2 separate regions of the Mus musculus genome follow, and region 1 is linked to region 2. The links are chromatin loops, found by intact Hi-C in ENCODE. Cell type or tissue: left cerebral cortex. All regions are shown on one strand. Each heading gives the region's core, and the rest is flanking DNA. Links, peaks and the distances in the headings are about the cores only. Region 1 has its middle 30 kb from the start of Mapre1. Region 2 holds the start of Efcab8 (EF-hand calcium binding domain 8).

Region 1 (11,445 bases), core at 2,408-10,407, 66 kb after region 2:
AGAGGGGGTGGAAGGACACAGGGTCCTTCCTACCGCACGACAAACAGTGGTCTGAAAGAAAGAGAGGTGCCAGAGGTTATGTAAACCAAGGGCCTAATATCAGCTGCCCAAGCCTTAGTCCTGACAGTTTTGAGCATTTCTTCTTGCCAGCTGTACCCTGAGAATTTTGTGCCATGTCCTGTGTTGATTGCTTTTACCAGCCTCTCAGAAGAGACTGGGCGTGTTCAGGGTGGGTGCTTAGAACCAATAATGCTATAAGTGCCATCTTCACTTCATTGTCTGGGAAAGACCAGCTCAAATGAACAAGAAGCAACACAAGGGAGGCAAAGGGCTGGCCAAGCAGAAAGATAGAAGGCCAAATAGTGTTCTGGGTCTTTCACAAGTGTTCAATTCCAGACACTGGGGCCCTAGTAGTGAGTCTGATTGGCTTGGTGATAGATACCAAGGCTGCCTGCAACCACAACTGGTAAACATAGCATGTGATTACAATCCCAGTAATCTCAATAAAAAACTAGTTTAGAGCCTTGGCTCTAAACTGACCACCATTCAAGAGGACAAAACCATTACATGACCAATACTGCCCCACTACAAGGAACAAATGGTGGATCACTCTTGGGGTACATAGATGACTGTGGGTTGAAAGTCTCTAAATTGTCAGTACTGCTCTAAACTGCAGCTTGCACAGGGTGCCCATAGTACCCTGGGTCCAGGTTTGTTTTCTGACCCAATAAGGAGTAACTATTTGATAAATATTTGAAGATTAAGACACGTTGGGCCAAGAATGTAAATGAAGAGCCCACCGTATATTCAAACTCCACTAGGTCTGTTCATGTCAGATTTCTGAATTCTAGTGCAGTACCCAGTAGGGGAAAGGAGATCAGAATTAGCTCGAGGAGGACCCAATGGCTCCATTTAACCTAAAAGCTAGATGTGCTTATTACATGGAAAAAGTTCAAGGTACCATTGATCTGAGTTCCCAGGTACTGACTAAAGTACCACAGCTTCCATTCTTCCCGAACTCCAGTCACCCAGGTAAGCAACCTCATCAGACTCAGTTAAAAATGGAAGCAAACCATACATACCACTTTATTCAATAAATAAATAAATAGACATATAGCAACAAATATGAAGGAGCAGAAATGGTCCTGACCGAGATCAATGCCCAGGCCTCTGGATTAAACCCATGCAGAAGGACAAAGCCAGGGTAAGGCAGGCCCGGGGCAGCCCCAAAAGGAGGGATGGGAGACAACAGTACCTTCCAGATTGCCCTTGTTGTTGGTGACATCAGAAGCCATCTGTTCTGTTGAGGAAAGGGGGACAGGTGTGAGATGAGGTGGGGAAGTCTCTCCTGGCCCTCAGCCTTGCTCCCCTGTACCCCACAGTGCAGTGGTCCTGAGGGCCTGCTGCTCCCAGTTCTGCACCATGCATCCCCAGACCTTCCAGCATCTCCCCCACATCACCTCGGCTCTCCTCATCCTCCCCTCGGTCCTTCCCGCCATAGCTATTTGTCTTGAGGCGCTTGGGTGGGGAGGACTCAGAAGCAGCAGGGTCATTGGTTGTGCGTCTTCGACTTTTGTTCTCTGAAAGGGAAGCAGACGGGATTTGTCTGAAGGGTCTAAGAGACAAAGCAGGACAAGGCCATGTGTTGCCTGGGATCCAGCTGCATCTACAGCAGGGGACCATGATGGGCATAGAGAATCCCAGATGGGAGCCCAGAGCAGAAGCCAATTCAAAGCTCCTCTCACCCAGGAAGCAGGCCATCCTCTCATGTTTATAGGTTTACACATCTGAATCTGTAAGGAAATCAGTCCTGAGAACCAGCTCATTACTGTGACATACAGTGATGTCTGCCAATGGCCAACAGGAGCATGGAACTACTAAGTATTTGAAATGCCAGCAGGAACAGGATCTCACTCACACAGAAAGTCAGGTTTAAATTGTCAAGTGATGCTACTGACTTGGTTAATTTGGACTGGCTTGAACCCTGGAATCTATTTAGCCAATTTATGAAGTTAATTAATAAGTATTCCTTAATCAATTTCTGTTTAGCTTTTACCTAATGGCATAATTTTTTGAATAGTACTAACAGAGAAGTGAACTAACTAAATATATGTAGGCTAAAAGTGAAAATGCTAAGTTTTAAAAATATTAGGTCAAAATTTATGATTAACATTAATTTCACCTGATTCTCTACAATGAAACTACTAGAAACTAATTCAAACACATTCTGTGGCTCTCATGCAATAATGTTTATTTATATTTTTATTGGATCGGTTGAATCATAGTGGACATGGTTGAATCTGACTCACACACTGGGAAAGAAAATTAGATACCCATCAAAAGCCATGAGGAAGCCTGATGCGGTGACATATGCTAAGAAATCCAGCACATGGCCAAACAGGCATACATAGTGAGACTGTTCTCTCAAAAAACAAAAGCACAAGGTATGTTTGATGATAAAGTGACATCTTCCAGTGCTTATATATACACATTAATATTAAGAGATAAGAAGGGCTGGGCAATGGTGGCACACTCCTTTAATCCCAGCACTTGGGAGGCAGAGGCAGGTGGATTTCTGAGTTCAAGGCCAGCCTGGTCTACAGAGTGAGTTCTACGATAGGGTTACACAGAGAAACCTGTCTCGAAGAAAAACAAAAACAAAAACAAACAAAAAGAGATAAGAAGAAAAATAGGTGTCCAAAGATTGTAGGAGACTGGATGTGCACCCAAGGTTTGCCTGAGGGTCATACATGGGGGGGGGGGGGGTTTGTGAATGATTCAGATCAACCAAGGAGATTTGATTCTTCTCCAATGAGCACTATAGATGTCAAGAAATGGGAAGGTAGAGCAAAGAAAGCAGAACAGTCAGAGGTGGTACGGGAATACCATGTCCCCCGGGTTCCTTCCCACCTGGTTGCTTCTTGTTGGGTTTGAGGCCCTCGATCCCAGTGGGCTTGAAGCCACCGTGGGCCCACTCCAGCATGGGCTTCAGCTGGTCCTCCAGTGACTCTCCAGGACTGCTGGGGCAGGCCTTGCCAGCTCTCACCCTGGCTTTCTGCCAAGACACAAATAAAGGCAAACTCTGTCCGTGAATGAATGGGAGCAGGCGATTGAGGTATGTGCCAGGGCAAACCCAGGGATTCCCCCTGCTGGGGCCTGCATTCCCTAAACAGTGGTGTCTTTCAGAGCTAGACAGCTGTCCTGGGCTGTGTTATGTGACAGGAGTCTGCTTTTAGGGGGACTGGTTAAGGAAACAATGGACCACAGGGGCAGGCACCAGAGATATGACCTCTTCCCTGTAGAATCACAGTGGTCAGCTCTCCCCCAAAGGAAGGTTTCAACTCAGCCTTGTTAGTTAAAAATAGGAGCCTCCAGCAGTTTTACCTTACCCTCCTGTAGCTCTTCTCAGACAACAGACTTCTCACTGCCCTTCTCTAAGAAGATGTGAATGGAGGCAAGCATTCTTCATTTTAAGGGCCATTACAATTTGCATGTCTAATTAGGCACTTGGCCAAGTGGAACAAACAGGCTGATAGGGGTTGGAGGGGATTGGTGGGGAGCCTAATGGCTCAGAGGAGATAAACTATTCACAGACAAAGGGAGGAGACCACTGACCTCAGCTCCTCCTCTAGGCCTTGAAGGATCCTGCTTAAAGAAAGAGAGCTCACCACCTCTGGATAGCGTACTCTGCAGTATTGCTGCTGCCCCAGGGACGCATGTGGCACTGGTCCCTTGTCACATGCTGCTTAGTCTCACTGAAAGCTGGCTTTGGAAATGAAAGGCCTCCCATTGTCTCAGACTCGAGTACACTTCTCTCAAGAGTCTTCCAAGCCTCCCTGTCCTGGGCAGACTGCTCTCTTAACACTGTGCCAGGGAGCAAACAGCTGAGGGTATTAAACACATAGCACCCTTGAGAACAGCCAGAAGTAAAACCATTTTCAACAGAGGGTACCCTTGTTTATCCCATAAGGTAGAGATGACTGCAGTCGGGATGGAAGGACAGAAGCCCATCCATACAGATGAGATTTTGCATAAAACTTTTCATCAAGAAGTCCAGCTTCAGGCTGGAGAGATGGCTCAGTGGTTAAAAGCACAGACTGCTCTTCCAGAAGTCCTGAGTTCAATTCCCAGCAACCACATGGTGACTCACAACCATCCATAATTGGATCAGATGCCCTCTTCTGGTGTATCTGAAGAAAGCAACAGTGTACTCACATACATAAAATAAATAAATATATCAAGAAGAAGAAGGAAAAGGAGGAGGAGGAAGAAGAAGAGGAAGAGGAGGAGGAGGAGGAAGGGCCTTCCCAAGTCATTTGTTTTTGGTGATTTATGACATTTCTTCTGCTTGCTCACCGACTTGAGCTTCTCCAGTCGCTTCTGCTGGGTATTGTGAGGATCTGATACGTTGATGTTTATCTGTCTACCTGCTGTGACTCTCTGCTGCTTGCTGTCTGTACCCTTGCTTGCTGCACACTGAATAATATGCACTCGTTTGAAACTGAAAGCACCGCTCACTGGGTCACCTCACAAGACAGCAGTCATCATTCCCAGTCTAGCTGGTAGTACCAGAAACTCACTAGTGACCTTGGCACATCTCAAATTCCTTTCCCAAGCAGGCCCTCACAGAGGCATTCACCACCTCCATGGTATCCTTAACTCAGCAAGCCATCTTGGCCACACAATGGCATAAGCTAACATTTAGCAGCTCTCCATTCTTCCCAGCCCTTAAGGTCATTCCTACACCTGTGTAACCTCCAGAGTACGGTATATAGACTCCCTGTAAGGAACCAGTTTATAGAAGGCGGCCAGGATACAGGACTGGCTGAGCAACAGTTTGTCAGCCGAGACCTAGATGAGAAAGATATCACCAATATCTACCCACACCTGAGTGGCTAAGCGTACATACTGGCATACATATTCACCCAGAGTCTATTCCTGGGCTGGCTTGCAGATGCTAATACCAAAAGCAGGGGGAGGGGGCATTCAGGGGGTGACCTGCATAACACATATCCTGGAGCCCAAAATAAGTATACATTGCACTTCAAATGTGAGAAAGAATGGAACTCAGAATGGGTTCAATAAGATTCTATGTGTGTTCACATGGTATACGTGTGCATATCTGTATGAACATCAGTATCATGAGTCCTGATCGTGACTGCCAGGTTGCCTGCTCAAAGTCCCCTGAGAAGGAAGAAATGAGTTCTGGGGTGAGATTCCTCGTGAAGGGGACAATAAAGAAGGTGCTTCGGGCTGCTTCTCACAATCGTAGGCTAGATGGGACATTCCAGGCTTCAATGCTTGCTTTCACACAGCCCTCTCTATCTTATGCTCAGAGCCTTAACTCTATCATGTGGCTGCCAGGGAGACAAGGAAGTGCTCTGGCCAACATGAGCATTGAGTACTGGGGAGGCTCCAGACAGGTCTTGGTCTTTGGCCAGGACCACAGATAGCACATTGGAATCTCCTCCTATAGTCCTCCCTCCTCCTACTCTGTCTTATTGCCATCTGATCCTGTCTAGAAACGGACATGTTATGTCTCACTGGATCAAAGCAAGGATATTTCCTCTCCCATGACCCACAAGTCATTCCGCATGTGTGATGTTTCAGTGGCCCCCATAGGCCCAGAAACAGACACTGTTTCTTTTCCCCCCTCTGCTGGTCACATAGCACAACTGCAGGAGGGTTCTCCTCGGACAGATCTGGTAACCTATTTTTCTTGCTCTTAGAAAAACTGAATGTATGGAAATGGCCTCAAGGCAAGAAAATCAGAGCCTCGATTTTAGGCTGACCCCTAGCACTGTTTTGTTTTTCGATGATTTATAAGTGTGTGTGTGTGTGTGTGTGTGTGTGTGTGTGTGTGTTTGTCTGTGTGAGTGTGTGATTTCAAAGGTCAGAAGAGGGTATCAGATAGCCTGGAACTAGAGTTGCAGGAGGTTGTGAGCTGTCCAGTGTGGGTTCTGGACACTAAACCTGCAGAAGAGCATCAAGTGCTCTTAACTGAAGGCTGAGCAATCCCTCCAGCCCCCAGCAATGTTCCTAATAATTTGCTTCCCTGTGTGCTTCCACCCTGCCCCATTGCCTGTGTCCCTGTCTCTTAAGTTATGAGTTGGTCCAACAGTGACTAGCATCCCTTAGAGACCATTCTATCTGCATCCTTCAGTTCAAAATCTTTGCACATCTCAGACCATTTTATCAATAGGCATAAGAATCAAAATAGGGTCTGACGGAGTGGCTCACTGATAGTTTACCTCACTCCAGACACAGCCAACAATGGCCTCCTGCACCACCCCACCCACAAGCAAGACTAAATGACTCTAGGAGACAGGGCATATGTCTCTTGTCCCTCCCAGGCTTCTTTCTAAACACACAGGTGTATGCCTGGTTGTTCCTAAGCTATCAGGGTCCATAATGGTGACTCCGACTCCAAAGAAGCAATTAACAAAAAGATGGATTTAAACCAGTGAGACTCTAAATTCAGAACTGTCTGACCTGTAGCCTTTTCAAGAGTAGACTTGTCTCTGATCCTACAGCCTACAGGCCACCAAGATTCTATTCAGGGGAGGTAACTCAGGAAGGAAGAAAGAAAGAAAGAAAGAAAGAAAGAAAGAAAGAAAGAAAGAAAGAAAGAAAGAGGGAGGGAGGGAGGGAGGGAGGGAGGGAGGGAGAGAGAGAAAGAAAGAAAGAAAGAAAGAAAGAAAGAAAGAAAGAAAGAAAGAAAGAAAGGAAGGAAGGAAGGAAGGAAGGAAGGAAGGAAGGAAGAAAGAAAGAAAGGAGGGGGGAGGGAGGGAGGAAGAAGGGAGGGAGGAGGGAGGGAGGAGGTGTGGCCTTGTTGGACAAGGGAGTCATGTTCTAGTTCCTGCAAGCAGCAGAACTCAGCAGCTTCAGCCATGTGGCTCTGGCTCTAGAGTTAAAGATGCCAGAGCCATGGAATACATGCTGAGGAAAGCTGCTAACAGGGAGTGGAACCAGCCCAGGAGAATAGGTGTGACCTGGTTGGAGTAGGTGTGTCACTGTGGGTGTGGGTGGGCTTAATACTCTCACCCTAGGTGCCTGGAAGTCAGTCTTCCACTAGCAGCCTTTGGATGAAGATGTAGAACTCTCAGCTCTGCCTGCGCCATGACTGCCTGGATACTGCCATGCTCCCACCTTGATGATAATGGAGTGAATCTCTGAACCTGTAAGCCAGCCCCAATTAAATGTTGTCCTTATAAGAGTTGCCTTGGTCATGGTGTCTGTTCACAGCAGTAAAATCCTGACTAAGACAGGATCCAATACCCTTTTCTGGTGTATCTGAAGACAGTGATGGTGTACTCACATAGGTAAAATAAATAAATAAATATTTTTAAAGAAAGGTCACACAGAGGTCCTGAATTCAATTCCCAGCAACCACATAGTGGCTCACAACTATCTGTAACAGGATCTGACGCCCTCTTCAGGTGTGTCTGAAGATAGCTACAGTGTATTCACATACATAAAATAGATAAATCTTTAAAAAAAAAAAGAAAGAAAGAAAGAAAAAAAGAAAAAGAAAGAAAGGTCACTGGTAGGTCAGCCACCACTCTGTGGATGGCCCCACACCCAGGAGTATATGGGCAGCACAAGTTGGATTAAGTAAATTATTTTTTAAAAAACAAAATTGATAGCAGGTGAGGGTGGAACGATCTGGAATAAAGGGAGGAGTAGAGGGTGAATATGATTAAGAGACCTTGCATATAGCCGGGCGTGGTGGTGCATGCCTTTAATCCCAGCACTTGGGAGGCAGAGGCAGGCTAATTTCTGAGTTCAAGGTCAGCCTGGTCTACAAAGTGAATTCCAGGACAGCCAGGGCTACACAGAGAAACCCTGTCTCAAAACAAAAAAAAAAAAAAAAAAAAAAAAAAAAAAAAAAAAAAACAAGAGAGAGAGAGAGAGAGAGAGAGAGATTGCATATACATGAAATTCTCAAATAATTAATAACATTATATTAAAATTGTTAAAGCACAACTAGAGGGGCTTTCAAGAAGTCTGTGCCCATTCTTGAGTGGGAAAGGTCCTTGTCTTAAGTCTCCATTCCACAAGTGTCTGCTTAGATCTGCACTAAATCTTTTGCTAATTAACTCCCACAGTGCTTCATTAATTGCAAACAACAAACTGGACATGTTGGGCAATCTTTGAATCCCAGCACTCAGGAGGCAGAGACTGATGGACCTCGGTGAATTCAAGGGTAGGCTAGTTTACATAGTGAATTCGAGATCAGGAAGGAAGGGTTATATAGTGAGACCCTGTCTTAAAACAAAACTAAAGCACAAAGCTACAGTTCTAGGGAGTCTGAAGTGGCACACAGAGAAAAGACTTCCACGGGAGCTACCCGTGAGTAGGAAGGCACCATGCCACAATGCACACATGCAAGGTCAATCGGGTAATTCACTGATGCTGCTGATCCCTGGTTGTGCAATGGATGCTTGAAAGTGAGCCCACCCTAGTGCTTAAATGGCAAAAGGCAGGATACATGTCTGCATATGAACAGAATATGTATGAATAAGAAAACAACATTGGAAGGGTGAGGTGGCACACACCTTTAATCCCAGCACTTGAGAGGCAGAGGCAGGAGGATCTCTGTGAGTTCAAGGCCAGCCTGTTTTACAGAGTGAGTTCTATCTAGCATGAAAGGAAGGAAGGAAGGAAGGAAGGAAGGAAGGAAGGAAGGAAGGAAGGAGGGAGGGAGGGAGGGAGGGAGGGAGGGAGGGAGGGAGGGAGGGAGGGAGGGAGGAAGGAAGGAAAGAAAGAAAGAAAGAAAGAAAGAAAGAAAGAAAGAAAGAAAGAAAGAAAGAAAGAAAGAAAGAAAGAGAAAGAAAGGAGGGAGGGAGGAGGGAAGGAGGGAGGAAGGGAGGGAGGCAATATTCAGAGCATGGTGATCATGAATGGGGCTGAGGCAATGGCCACACAGATTCCAAGCACCCACTCCTAAAGCTGTTTGTGTTGCATGTGCCTGCAATCCCAACACTGGGAAGGCTCAGACTGAAGGATCCCTGGAGCCTCCTGGCCAACCAATGGAGCCCAGTGGGTGAGCTCTGAGCCAGTGAGAGATGTTGTCTCAAAAATAAGGTGAAGGGTTCTGGAGAGATTGTTTATTAGTTCAGAGCACGGGCTGTTCTTCCAGAAGACCCAGGTTCGATTCCCAGTACCCACATAACTGCCTGCAACTCCAGCTCTAGGGGATCTAGCACCCTCTTTTGGTTTCTGAGGGCATATGGCACATACATGGTGTACACATACACATGCAAGCAAAACATCCACATACATAAAATTAAATCAAATTCTTCATGAAATAAAAATAAAATAAGGTAGAGGGCTAAGTGGATAAAGTGTTTATCATCCAAAGACAAGTACCAGGGTCCAGAGCCCATTTAAAGCTACATGCAATAATACATGTGTGTAACCTAGCATGCCAAAGACAAGTGGAAGGCAGACACAGGAGAATTCTTCGACGCCTGAGTGCTAATGTCTGTCTCACAAAGTGGAAAACAGGAGAGCCTGTCTCAAAGCACAGTGGGAGCCAAGGACTGACACTTGAGACTGTCCTCTGCCTTCTGTACACACTATGACATGTGTACACCTGCATCCTCACATGCACACAACATACACAATAATAACAGGTGGGAAATGAATGAGGAATACATCTGATGTCAACCTCTGGCTTCCAGTGGCACATGCACACACCACACATGTGCACACCAAGAGGGGTGGGAGGTGGGTGGGGGAGGGAGAGGGAGAGAACACTGTTCATATCGGTGTCCAGGAGCAGTGCAGGGAAAAGAAGGACAATGTTGAATTTGGAAAATACTTAGAATTGTAATGTATGAAAAAAATGACATCAATCATAGAGGCTGATCACTATACAGCTGTTATCTGTTCTCTACATTCAGGAGCTTAAGACAGAAATCCCATCTCAGTGGTACCTGATACTCAATGTTGCCTCCATCTCTGCTCTCTGCATCCACCTGTGTGGTATCCATGCCCTCCTGATGGCTGTCCTGGCTCCAGTCAACCGATGGGGTACTGATGCTCTGGGGTATCACATCTTCATCTGTGAGGTCAATGATGGGGTAAGGGCTGGCAGGGGACAGCCAGGGCGTGCTTGCTGAAGTGTTTGCTTGCCAACTGAGGGGCTGCAGACAGAAGAAAAGGTTTGAGTCCCAGCAAAGCAAAATAGATGGGGGTGCGTATGAACAGCCTCCCTCAGTTAGGTCCCACGCCAGCAAGAGTGAAGAGACAAACCAGGACCCTTTTGTTTTGTAAGAACAAAGAGCTGGCAGTCATTGACCCCAAAGCAGAAACAGAATAAGGTTCCTAGGCATGACAGGTTATGCCCTCTAGAGGCTATGAAGCTGAGCTCAGGGAGGGCAGGGTCCCTGGTTAAGTGGATCCTGTGCAATCTGGGAACCCAAGAAAGTGCTTGATCTGCTGGGGTTGCCTCAAGACAGCGGGAGAAGACACAAGAGACAAGGGTGATGTCCATCAGTGGCTTTCAGATCAGCTCCAAGGTGAGCCAGAAACTGGGCCGTGGGAATTCTTGCCTCCTCAACATAGTTCCTACAGGGTCAAGCCAAGAGTGAAACCACAGGCTTAGGGGCTCACCTAACACTCAAAACAGGGAGGCACACCTCATCCCCTGGCTGTATTTGATTGCTGCTTTTAATGAAACAAGCTGGAGCTAATTAACCAAAAGATTTAGGGGTTGGAGTGATGGCTCAGCAGTTGAAAGCCTTTCCTTACTGCTCCTCCAGTGGACTTGAGTTCATCCTAAGCACCCTCCTGGGGTTGCTTACACCTGCCTGTAACTCCGTCTCCAGCAGCGCCACGCCCTTTCTGGCCCCAAAGAGCATAGGCACTCCTGTGGTCTATACGCAGAGATGTGTGAATAAGAGTAAAACAAGTTTTTAAAGGTTTAATTATAGATTTAAACACGGGTGTGGAAGAAAGACCTGCTGAATTACCTTAGCCTCATTTTCTATGCTGGTCTGTGAGCGGTGGGAGGAGCCTGGGCTCAGCAAGAGGGGACTTACTGCTGGGGTTTTAGAGGGTATCCTGGTCTCACAGAAGAGTTGGGGCATCACTGGAGTGCCAGAGCCACTGCTGCCCCCCACCTCACCATCCCTATCTTCATCTCCATCTCCTGTGAGGTCCTGCGAAAAGGAAACACAAGCAAGACAGGCAATGCAGCAGTACAGCTAAAGAAGGTGAATGGCACTGAGATGCACAATGATGCCATACTAAGGGTCCCTACAATACTGCCACCCACCTCATTTTGCTGTAATAAGGCTTTATAGGATCCTCTTCCACCGTGGGAAGCACAGCCCACTGGCTTGGAGGAGCTAAAGGACAGAGAGGACCCGTTCTCCAGAATGTCTCCACTCTAGAGTCAAGTCCCTCATCTCAGAGCCAGCCAGTCTTCCCACAGAG
Region 2 (11,445 bases), core at 2,176-10,175:
TGGGATTAAAGGCGTGCACCACCACGCCCGGCTCCATTCTGTACTCTTAAAGAAGCCAAGCAAATGCTCTGAAAACCACACCTGAAATCCCAGCCAGAACCAGGAAGGCTGAGCCAGGGCTGCCAGATAGAAGGCCAGACTGGGCTTCTAATGAAACCCTAGCTCTGTGTGCCTTTAATCCCTGCACTCTGAAGGCAGAGGCAGGCAGATCTGTGTGAGTTGGAGGCCAGCCTGCTCTACATAGTGAGTTCTAGACCAGCTAGAGATATACAGTGAGACAATACATTAAAACAAAAACAAAACAAAACAGTAGGGTTGGAGTTGATTATCAGTCAGCACTACTATCCTTGCCTAGTTTACTCAAGGACTGGGGTCCATCCTTAATATGGGGGGTGGGGGGATGAGGAGAGGAGGGGTGGGAAGAGGAACCTGCTTGTTAGGCTCGTCTAAGTTATCACTTGGTCCTACACATATCTAAGTTTGCAAGCCTGGTGCAGAAGCTAGCAGACCTATGCTGGTGACATTTTGGAAGGCAGTGGACTGGTAAATGACATTTGTGTGGCTCCCATTGTGATCTCCCCTCACTCACTGTTATGTTCTTACCTTTTGAGGTTTGGGGCTCTCTCCTGGCTTCTCAGAAGACATTAGTCTTGGCCTAAAATGGATAATCACAGTTGCTTTAACACAAGTCCACAGACCTGACCTAGCCAAGCCACAGAAAGTTGGAAATGGTCAAAGGAGATGATGGTTGCCCCTTGTCCACAGCTACTCCTAGTATTTCATGAGTGCCCCCTTTCCCACAGACATTTTCCATAAGTTTACAGTGGAGCCTTCCTGAATTGATGGAAAGAAACTGGCCCACTGAAGCCATGAAGATTACTAGCTTAAATCCAGAATTTGTAGAATCCAGGGACTTCTCAAGCCATGTGGAGGTCCCAAAAGCCATTCACTACCGAGAGAAGCAGATCCAGAGGTAGACACACATCTAAAGTGGAGGCACAACCCTCCACTGCATACACCCTCCCAACCCCCTCCAGGGCCCTTGGGGGCAGGACCTTCTCCAGTGAGATGAGATAAGAACTCATGGAGAGAGCCATGTTTCTAATGAGAAGTCAAGATATTGGGGCACCAGACCCGCAGGGTCCCCAGATCTGATGAGAGTTGGGAGGCATTCTCAGAGAACAAAACAGACAGCAGGGAAGGAGAAGAGAATGTCATACCCACGGGACTGACACGTAAGCCGTGTGGACCCTGGACCACAGGGTTCCTAGGAGGCATCAGGGAGAGAGGGAAATGAAGAGAAAAGAGTGAGAAGAAAAACATAATACAAGATCCTTACCATCTGGCTCTAAATGGGAAGAAGAGCAGTAGGCACATGAGAAAGGGCAGTGGGGAGGGGAACCGGCCCAGGTCTTCCCCCGTGCTGTCTTGACATCGAAAGTAAGGACAACTAAGAGAAAAGGCAGAAACTTCTCCAGAAAGAGGAGCATGGAGGGACGAGGGCATGAAGCAAGCTGTGACGACTCATCTAGAAATAAAACGCAAATCTCTAGAAATCTGAGGACTCATAAGCTTAGGGTATAGATACATTTAAAGAATAGAAAAAGGAAACACAAGAGACAGGATGTGGTACTGGAAAAAGAGCCACGGAAAACGGCAGAAACCTAATGCAAAAGTGTATCTAAAGTACATTTCTGTTAACTATATGAATTGTATTGGCCTTGAAAGGGACCTGGCAGGGCTGGAGAGATGGCTCAGCAGTTAAAAACTCCCGCAGAGGAGCTGCACTCAATTCCTAGCAGCCAAGATGGCAACCCACAACCGACTGTAACTACTGTTCTAGAGGATCTGATGTTCTCCTCTGACCTCCTTAGGCACTACACCCACAATACATAGACATACATGCCGATAAAACACTCACACATAGCTGGGTGGTGGTGGCGCATGCCCTTAATCCCAGTATTTGGGAGGCAGAGGCTGGTGGATTTCTGAGTTCGAGGCCAGCCTGATCTACAAAGTGAGTTCCAGGACAGCCAGGGCTACACAGAGAAACCCTGTCTCGAAAAAACAAACAAAACAAAGACACTCACACATGTCAAATAAATTTTAAAAAATAAAAAGACCTGGGGAAATATGCCATAAGGTTAATGGCAGTTATCTGGGCAGGTGTAGAAGTGGGGGCACCTGTCAAATATGCATTCCTCTAACACACAGAAGGGGGAGAAGGAAAGAAAAAAGAAAGATTTTTTTTTTCAGGCTGGGACAACCAACTACCTCTTCAAAACAGAACAAAGGAAGAAGGTGGCCCTTGCACCCTTGTTCATCAACATCTACCCTCCAGCTCACTCTATGGCAGTGAAAAGGGGGGAGGGTCCTACCTTCCCTTAAACCAAGGTGGCCCGTAATGCAACCCATTGAACTGGGGTCCTCCTTCCCCACAGAGTACCTTGAGGAAGGGAATGCAGACAGAACCAGATGGTTGTGAACTCTGAAGGAAAAACAAACAAGTGTCCGGAAGTAGTTTGTAAGAGAATGAAAAAAAAAAAAAAAAAGGAATACAAATCTGGGGAAGTGGGGAAGAAGGTGGGGAAGAGAAGGAGATGGGATAGGGCTAGCTCCTAGCTATGAGAATACCACAGGATGAAGGGAAATAACCCAGCAGTACGGAAGTTGGGGGGGGGGGGTGTGGCGGAGTGCCCCAGCATGCCTTAGGCAGCTGTCGCAGGAAACCGGACCTAAACTGGATGGTGGGTAATATTCGCCAACATCTGTCACTGCACTAGGTTCCAAATCCCGAGTGAAGGGAAGATAGGTAGGCCCCAATCTGTCCTTCTTCCTGTACCCCCAAAGGACTTGCCCGTCCTAGTTTAAGGCACTAGGTAAGGTAGGGCGGAAGTGGCTGATAGCTCCAGCTGGTGACAGTTTGGCCGGGGACATCCTGAGGTCTAAGCACTATCTGCCCTTTCCAGCCTGCTGCAGATGCCAGTTCAGACCTTGGAAGAACGGAAATACGGTTTGGAGTCCTTTTAGGAACAGGGAGCGCACTCCCAAGCTCCTCTACGAGAATCAAGGAAGGATAACAGAGCAGAAGCAAAGGGGGGCACAGAGAACAATGTCTCCAGGGGAAGGGCTCAGAAGGCACAGCTGTGCGAGATGAGACGTTAACCTCGTCTGGGAAAGACAAATGTGCGCGTGGGTAGGACAGGCGCTGAAATTGCGGCTGGAGGAAAACTACTCTCCACGTGGCCGAAGCGGCAACTGGTTGGCGAGAGTAGGTGGGAGGGGCGAGGCTATGGTAGGCGGGGCCAGAGGCAGGCGGCTAGCAGGGGTAGCACCCGGGATAGGGGAGCGAGGGAAGGCGGGGTTTCTCCTGCTCCTTCGCCTAGGACTACAGCGATTTGGTTTCTACTAACACCTCTAGTTTTGGAATTTTTCCCTTTGTCTTCTCCCTGGAGCTGAAGTGGATTTCCAGGTCTTGGCCAGGCCCTAGTTTTTAACCCCCTTTTGGTTGGACAGAGATCTCTTTAGTGTTGGCACTTTGCTGGGCTTCGTCTCACGCCTAAGCAGCACGGTTGCCAGACTCACCCAAGGCCTGCTTCTCATTTCCAACCTTTTCCTGTTTGGAGGTCCAAAGCTGGCTGGGCTTTGATTTCTACTTCCACTCGCTCATCTTCCTGCTCTGTGGAGCCACACAGTGCACACTGGTGATCCCTTGAGTTGGTGATCAAGGATAAGGAGTGTCCTGGTTCTGCCTACCAAAGGCTAAAAGCAAATGCAGGGCCTTTCTAGGAGCTGCCAGTAACAGGAGTGGACCCATTAGATCTAGGCTTTAGTTTTGTTTTTTAAATTTTATTTATTGTTTGTATGAGTACACTGTCGCTCTCTTCAAACACACCAGAAGAGAGCATCGGATCCCATTATATAGACGGCTGTGAGCACCAATGTGGTCCTGGGAATTGAACTCGGGATCTCTAGAAGAGTAGTCGGTGCTCTTAACTCTCCAGCCATGGTTTTGTTTTTTAATACAAGGTCTCATGGAGCCCAGGTGATTTGAACTTCCTATATAAATAGCCAAGGATGGCCATGTATGACTTGATACTCTTCCCTTCCACCTCCCTGTTATTAGACGCGTTCTCACGACCGGCCAGGAAGAACACCACAGACCAGAATCTTCTGCGGCAAAGCTTTATTTCTTACATCTTCAGGAGCCAGGGTGCAGGAAGCAAGAGAGCAAGAAGCAAGAGAGCAAGAAGCAAGAGAGCAAGAAGCAAGAGAGAGAAGCAAGAGCAAGAGAGAGAGAAAACGAAACCCCGTCCCTCTTAAGGAGCATTCTCCTTCGCCTCGGACGTGTCACTCCCTGATTGGCTGCAGCCCATCGGCCGAGTTGACGTCACGGGGAAGGCAGAGCACAAGTAGTCATAAGATACCCTTGGCACATGCGCAGATTATTTGTTTACCACTTAGAACACAGGATGTCAGCGCCATCTTGTAACGGCGAATGTGGGGGCGGCTCCCAACACCTCCCAAGTGTTGGAACTACGTATGTGTACCACCACACCCACAATCTAATTTTTAATTGAAAAAAAAAAAAAAAGGTCATAGCAATCATTAAGATTTAAAAATGCCCCTTTGCCTTGGGCAGTAGTACTGAGTCTTAGTGCTCAGAGAACGGAATAGGGGGTTGACTCTGGGTGGCCACATCTCCTTAGCCTCTGGAATCTTCCATTAGTTAAGTAGGACACAGCCAGAGAAGACAAGGTAGGAAGGATTGCCCTAAAGTTCTGGGCCCAGGGCAGGCCCTTTTTGCCTAAATGTAACAGAATATTCTACAGATTCTGAGTAGAGTAGGGTTTTCCCCCCAGACAAGCGGACCTTGTCGAAATGGAGATTCTGAAGTTTGGGCCCCTTTTGGGGACAGGGGCATACTCCTATGTTAGGAAGTCAATCTGGATTCCCAGGTGTCAAAGGTTAACAGAGATTGGAGACTGCCGCCAAGAAACAAAACTTCTAAAAAAAAAAAAAAAAAGTCCACATGTGACTTGTATGAAGTCAGAATGTATATGTATACTTATTCTTCAAACTTCAAATGACTTCAGTGCCTTCACATTTTTCACTTTGTTTTGTTTTGAATTGTTGGGCATGGTTTTGCATGCCTTTAATTCTAGCAGTCAGGAAGCGGAGGCAGGCTGATCTCTGTAAGTTCAAGGTCAGCCTGGTCTACAGAGTCCCAGGACAGCCAGGGCTACAACAGAGGGACCCAGCCTCAATTTTTTCTCTCTCTCTTTCATTTATTGATGGCTGGAGTTATGGCTCAGTGCCTCTCATGGCCTCATGACCTTTGGTTACATCTGATGCCATCACACATACATGAGATAATGTCTCAAAAATAAATAGCATCCATCAATAATGACAGAAGTAGATGGCATGTCGTGATGCGATAATAAAGCCATGTATAAATCACGCCATGAGGAAAAAACACAAACCCAGACTGCAGAATACAACTGGCTATACTCACGTCGATGGCCTGCTGAATGCTAGCAGCACATACCTGTAACTCTAGCACTTACAAGGCTGAAGCAGAAGGCTTTGTAAAGCAAGCATGAGCAACACAGCCAGCTCCAGGACAGCCTGATCTATGCAGGAAACCTACGAAAAGCAAAACACAGGAGGGAAATGGCTCACTGGGTCAAGTCATGCTGTCCAAGACTGAGGACTTACTTGAGTTCAGATACCCAACACCCATGTAAATGACTGACATTGAAACACGCAAAGTTAACGCCAGAGCCAGGCAGGGAGAGGTCAGTAGAGACAAGAGGATCCCGGGGCTCACTAGCCAGTTAGGCTAGCTGAAACAGAGACCTCAGGTTTAGTGAGAGACTATGAGGGTTTGATTATGCTTGGCCCAGGCAGTGGCACTATTAGGAGGTGTGGCCTTCTTGGAGTACGTGCATCACTGTGGGCATGGGCCTTAAGACCCTCATCCTAGCTGCCTGGAAGCCAGTCTTTTAGCTGCCTTCAGGACAAGAGGTGGAACTCTCAGCTGCTCCAGCCTCATCCCTACCTGGATGCTGCCATGTTCCCACCTTGATGGTAATGGTCTGAACCTCTGAACCTGTAAGCCAGCCCCAATTAAATGTTCTTTATAAGCTCCCTTGGTCATGGTGTCTGTTCACAGCAGTAAAACCCTAGCCAAGACAGATGCCCTGTCTGAAAACCTAAAGTAGAGATAGAAGATAATTTAACATGAATCTTCAGCCTTCACAGGTGTGCACATCCACACTCACACATAACAAGCATACATATGCATGCATACCACAGAAACACACACACACACACAGAGCGAGCACACAAGGTCTATCATGTAAAACAAAGCAGCTGAGGAAGTGGTGTAGCTTGAAGATGGTTCAAGGAACTTTCAACTGGAAGCAATATATGATTTTTGCATTGGATGACAGACTGGAAAAGTAGAAATATTCTAGGGCCCAACAGTAGGTGAAACTGGAATATGGGCTCTACATAACTATAGACTGCATTTGTTTTCTGGTCTTAAGAATCAAGTACTGCATAAGAAACATACATACCTTAGTACTTTCAAAGATAAAGAGACCTGAGGTCTATGATTTGTTCTCAAATGGCTCAGTAAACACAAAGCACACCAGGGCAATAGTCTCAGTCTGGGTGAAGGGATGCCGTCATACTATCCTTCCAGTTAGTGTGTGGGTGCATGCTGATGGTGTGGGTGTGTGCTTAGTGCATGGCTATGTACTGGCTGCGAGGTTCCATGGTGCGCATGCATGCCTATGGAGGCCAGAGGACAACTTTGGGTGTCATTCCTCAGATCCCATCCTCTTCTGTTGTTGAAACAGGTTTTCTCACTGACCTGGACACCACCAAGTAGGCTGACTGGGCGGCAAGCCCAAGAACCTGTTTCCACTTCCCCAACACTGGGATTTTAAGTGTATGGCAGTCATCATGCTTGCCTTTTTTTTTTTTTTTTTTTTTTTTAAGAAGAATGTGGATTCTAAGGGTCAAACTTAGGTCCAAGGTATGCAATATTTAACAGCTATGTCATTCCCCAACCCTTCAAAACTAAGTTATATAAGAGATATATATTAAATGACAGTTAATGCTGGTGAGAATGTGGAGCACGGGGAACACTCCTCCATGGCTGGTGAGAGTGTACACTTTTACAGCCACTGTGGAAATCAGTATGGCAGCTCCTCACAAAAATGGGAATTAATATACCTCAAGATCCAGCTATACCATTCTTGGGAAACACCCAAAGGAAGCTTTATCCTGCCACAGAGACCTTAACCAGCCATGTTCATTGCTGCTCCATGCATAATAGTCAGAAATTAGAAACGACCTATGTGTCCCTCAATGGAAGGGTAAACTGTGGTACATTTGCACAATGGGACATTACTTGGTTGTTTAATAAAAATGATATCATCAAATATACAGGCAAATGAATGGAACTAGAAAAAAATCCTGAGTAAGGTAACCCAGACTCAGAAAGATAAATATGGTATATATGTAGTTAGATATGGATATTAGTTGAGAAATAAATTATAGCCAAGCTATAAACCATAGACCCAGAGAAGATAGGCATAGAGAAGGGGACTAGGGTAGGGGAGATGACAAATGGATCTCCCTGGGAGAAGAAAATATTTTATGGGTAGAACGCATGCAGGGCAGGAGAATGAGACTGGGAGGGTCAGGTGGGAAAGGGGAGGGGAGATGGGATTCAGGGAGGGAATAGGGTGGGAGCGGGGGGAGGGGGTAGGAGGGGAAGCAACTATAACTGAAGGGCATTTGAGGGGCAGGATGAAATGACTCCTAACAATACTCTGCTACACTCATAGACTGCTACCTTACTCAGCCATCATCAGAGGCTTCCCCCTGCAGCAGATGGGAACAGAAACAAGAGACCAAGAGATGGACACGATACACAGGGAGAGACCTTGGAACACACAGCTTTAAATGAGATGTCTCCATCAAATCTCTCCCCTCAGAGCTCAGGGAGCCCCATAGAAGAGGCGGCAGAAGGAGTGGAGCAGAGCTCCTGTGAACTGAAGCAGCAAGCACAGGCCTTCACGGGTCTGCACCAAGTCCCCTGCATAGACACTATAGCTTTCAGTGCAGTGTTAACAGGACTCCTGAATGTGTGAACAAATGGATCTCTGACTCTTGTGCCTGCTCTTGGGGCTCTTATTTTTCCTTTCGTTTGTCTTGTCCAACTTCCATATGATGGTTTTTGTTTTGTTATATTTTGTTAGGAAAAAAAAGAGAGAGATGTATTTAACTAGAACAGAGAACATGAGCCTGTGATCATGAACCCAGGCAAAGCACCAAGGGCAATTACAGACATTGTTCAATAGCAAGAGAGACAACTCAAAAGAAACGCAGGAAGGCTTTGAGGCACAGCTCAGTGGCGAGCACTAGCCCATCGTTCAGGAACCTTTGCATTTCAACCCAGAACCAAAGAGGAAAGAGGAACAAAGGGAAAAAGAAGATGGAGGGGAGAGGAACTTTAAGTCCGGAGGGGAGGAGGAAACAGGCAATTCAATTTATATTGAGAATCAGAGAGCAAGATCTCAAGTCATACCCATTGCTTTAACAGACCAGACCCAAGAGTTCTGCTCAGAACAGAGGAGGGAGAGAGCAAGGGAGGTACAGACGCAGAAGTGGGAAATGGGGAGATGGTACACAGGAAGGGAACAACTGACTTGTTACATTGTAATTGGTCGGCACTCAGCTGTCAGGGCAGATGGCTCAAGGCTAAGGAATATGTCCCAGAAATGAAGAGATACTTCTGGTTCCCACTCAGTCCCAGAGTCAGGCCACTGACTGAAGGCCAAGGTGTCCACTTTCCAGAGGGCATTCACCCTGACCCAATTTGATCTCCACAGCTAAGCTCGACCCAACTGCTACCAGTTTTTAACAACTCACTACATTTGTAACTCTTGGCTGAGATCCCTGAGTCAGAGGCAGAGGGTTTCTGACCGCAGAGTCAACCAGTCAAATTTGGGAACTGAGGAAATTCCACACAAAATAACCACAAAGGTAATGTCAGAATCTAACCCATAAACCAAACACAGCCATTTTTCTTTCACCCAGTTTGAGACCTTTTATTAAAGAAATTGAGCTCACAGAGGGCAGTAACAGCAGAGAGTCAGGACAAATGTGAATACAAAGTAACCCACCGGACAAGCACTGACTGAGCCTCCCTCTCAAGGGAACCAGGGAGCCCTATGGGAATGCAGCTTCACCAAACCAAAGAGGCCAACTGGTTCTCCCAGTTCAGAGAGCAAATATCACAAGAGCTCTTTGACACAAACACACCCCAAGTTCTGCACCAGCCCATTATTTGAGCAGAGAAAGTCAGTAAGAGCATCCGAGATGAGGGATGACCTGGACGTGGTAGTCGCATCACCCTTCACCAGGGCCAGTCAGCTGCTAACAGGTCTTTTGAGGGAGACTTCTGCTAGGGCCATGGATTCTAGATCTTTGCACCAGACTGTAAGGAACTGAACATGACCCAAGTGTCAAGACACCACCACCAAAGCTTCCTTCTTGGGCCTAAACAGAGAACATAAACGTATCTAAATCAACGCACCCAACACACCGCTGGATAGGAAAGGTCAAGGGAAGAAAGCCATTGAAACAAGGGGGTGGGGCACAAAAATCCTTTCAGATAGATTTTTTTCCTTAGGTATGAAGCTAGAAATTTTTATTTTTATTTTTATTTAACTTGCAGGGGGTGGGGCAGAAAGTGGAGAACTGAATCAGAGGTTAAGAGCACTGATTGTTATTCCAGAGGACCCAGGTTTGATGCACCTACATAATAGCTCATAAAAGTCTCTCAATTTCAATCACAGGAAATCCACTTAATGGCCTATTTTACTCTACCTCCTTGGGTACTCCATGCACATGGTGCAGACATATATGTAGGCAAAAGACGCATACACACTAAATAAGGACTGTGTGGCCTGTGTATGTACAGGAGCACTCAGGTGGGCTCACATGGAGATTAGAGGGGAACTTTCAGGAGCTGGCTCTTCCCTCCACCATGGGTTCTGGGGATTGAGGTCAGGTTGTCAGAGTTATACAACACACACCTTTACCTGCTGAGACATCTCATCAGCCTGAAACTAGAGATTTTTTTACAGTAAAAAAAAAACCCACAAAATTAATGTTTCTTTTTTTTTTTGGTTTTATTCCTACAGAAAGTTGATTTTTATGACTGTTTCTAATTTTCCCATGACACACACTAACTTAATGGTAGGGTTTTTAAAAATTATATCCTATTTTCACTGACTAAACTATCAGTATTTAACATAACTAAAATATGCTAGGATATAATTTCCTCCTTATCTGGAAGAAAAATGGGGTGGGAGGAGAAATGGACTTAGTTACAGTGTATTCTATTCATTTTAGGAAAAAGTTCAAAAGAGTCAAAATATAATCAATAACAAGTTTTTTTTTTTTATGTGGGAAAGCATATAGAAGGAAAAATCTAGATAAGTCTCAGCATAGTGATTCAGGAAAAGTTCAAAGCCAACTTGAAAAGGATTCAGACATTACAACCTAGAGAATACCTTTGAAAATATGATCTCATCCAAGGGCATGCTGATCACCAAAAGGGCCCTCAGGCCGGCAGGAGCCACAGCAGACCCAGATCCTCACAGATACTTCTTCATTCACATTCAGCAACACCAATGCTGTTTTAACATGCAAGCCAGGAATGATGGTGCACACCTGTGATCCCAGCACTTGTGAGCTCCAGGCCAGCCTAATCTGCATGACAAGTTCCAGGTCAGCCAGAGCCACATAGTGAAACCCTCTCAAAAATGAAATAAATTACTGAGGTGTGAGGTGACACATACTTGGCATCTATACCTGTCTGTATAAAAATAAAATAAATAAACCACATAGCTTACCATCCTCAAAAGCAGTTACAATTTTTCAAAATAAAACAACACTCATGGGGCTAACTAAATATGTGGCTTGGCTGATATTTGCTCAGCAGATATGAAGGCCTGGGTTTGATGTTGGGCATGGTATAACATGCCTATAATCCCAGCATTCATTCAAAATCACCCTAGAATATACATAGTGGGTTCAAGGCCAGTCTGGAATAGATGAGACTCTGCCTCAAAACAACAAGAAGATTTAAGGCTCTGGATTCAGGAGGTTAGAAATGTCTCTAAGGTTAGACCCACTCACCTAGGCAATCAAGTTAATGAAGCTACCTGGCAACAATGTGACCAGAAAGCCCCTAAGCTACAAGAACATTAAATCAAAGAGGAGAGAAAAGCATTGGCCTTCACAAGTTACAACTAGGTAGCACTAAAGCCATCTAGGTCAAGGGTCAGTCAGTTCAGTAAAAGCACAGAACCCTCCTGGTCTTTGAGAAAATCCTTCCTACCTTGTTAGAACACAACT

What was found. Hi-C counts contacts between places; a loop is a spot of excess contacts. Peaks named below come from ENCODE experiments on the same cell type or tissue, not always from the same donor. Only the 100,000 strongest peaks of a DNase experiment are listed, where the experiment ranks them.
Region 1: it touches region 2 in a loop (2.1-fold over the local background); 2 of 42 quality-filtered maps call a loop at or near these places.

The regions. Positions count from the first base shown.
Region 1 is chr2:153,705,090-153,716,534 of GRCm38, reverse strand. It overlaps the pseudogene Dnmt3b-ps1. Among named protein-coding and RNA genes, the nearest start is that of Mapre1, 30 kb to the left of the region's middle. In left cerebral cortex, for the core only: CTCF peaks have their summits at 4,188 (motif pointing left), 5,470 and 5,670 (motif pointing left); DNase peaks (open chromatin) are centred at 3,094, 3,824 and 5,630; H3K27ac peaks cover 492 bases.
Region 2 is chr2:153,770,974-153,782,418 of GRCm38, reverse strand. It overlaps Mapre1 (microtubule-associated protein, RP/EB family, member 1), which reads right to left. Exons shown (of 7, transcript NM_007896.3): 7 at 9,102-11,445. Efcab8 (EF-hand calcium binding domain 8) reads right to left here and starts at 3,173. Exons shown (of 29, transcript NM_001370916.1): 1 at 2,994-3,173; 2 at 2,447-2,488; 3 at 1,340-1,528; 4 at 604-655. The coding sequence starts at 1,506. In left cerebral cortex, for the core only: no CTCF peak of the experiment used is centred there; DNase peaks (open chromatin) are centred at 3,264 and 6,728; H3K4me3 peaks cover 612 bases.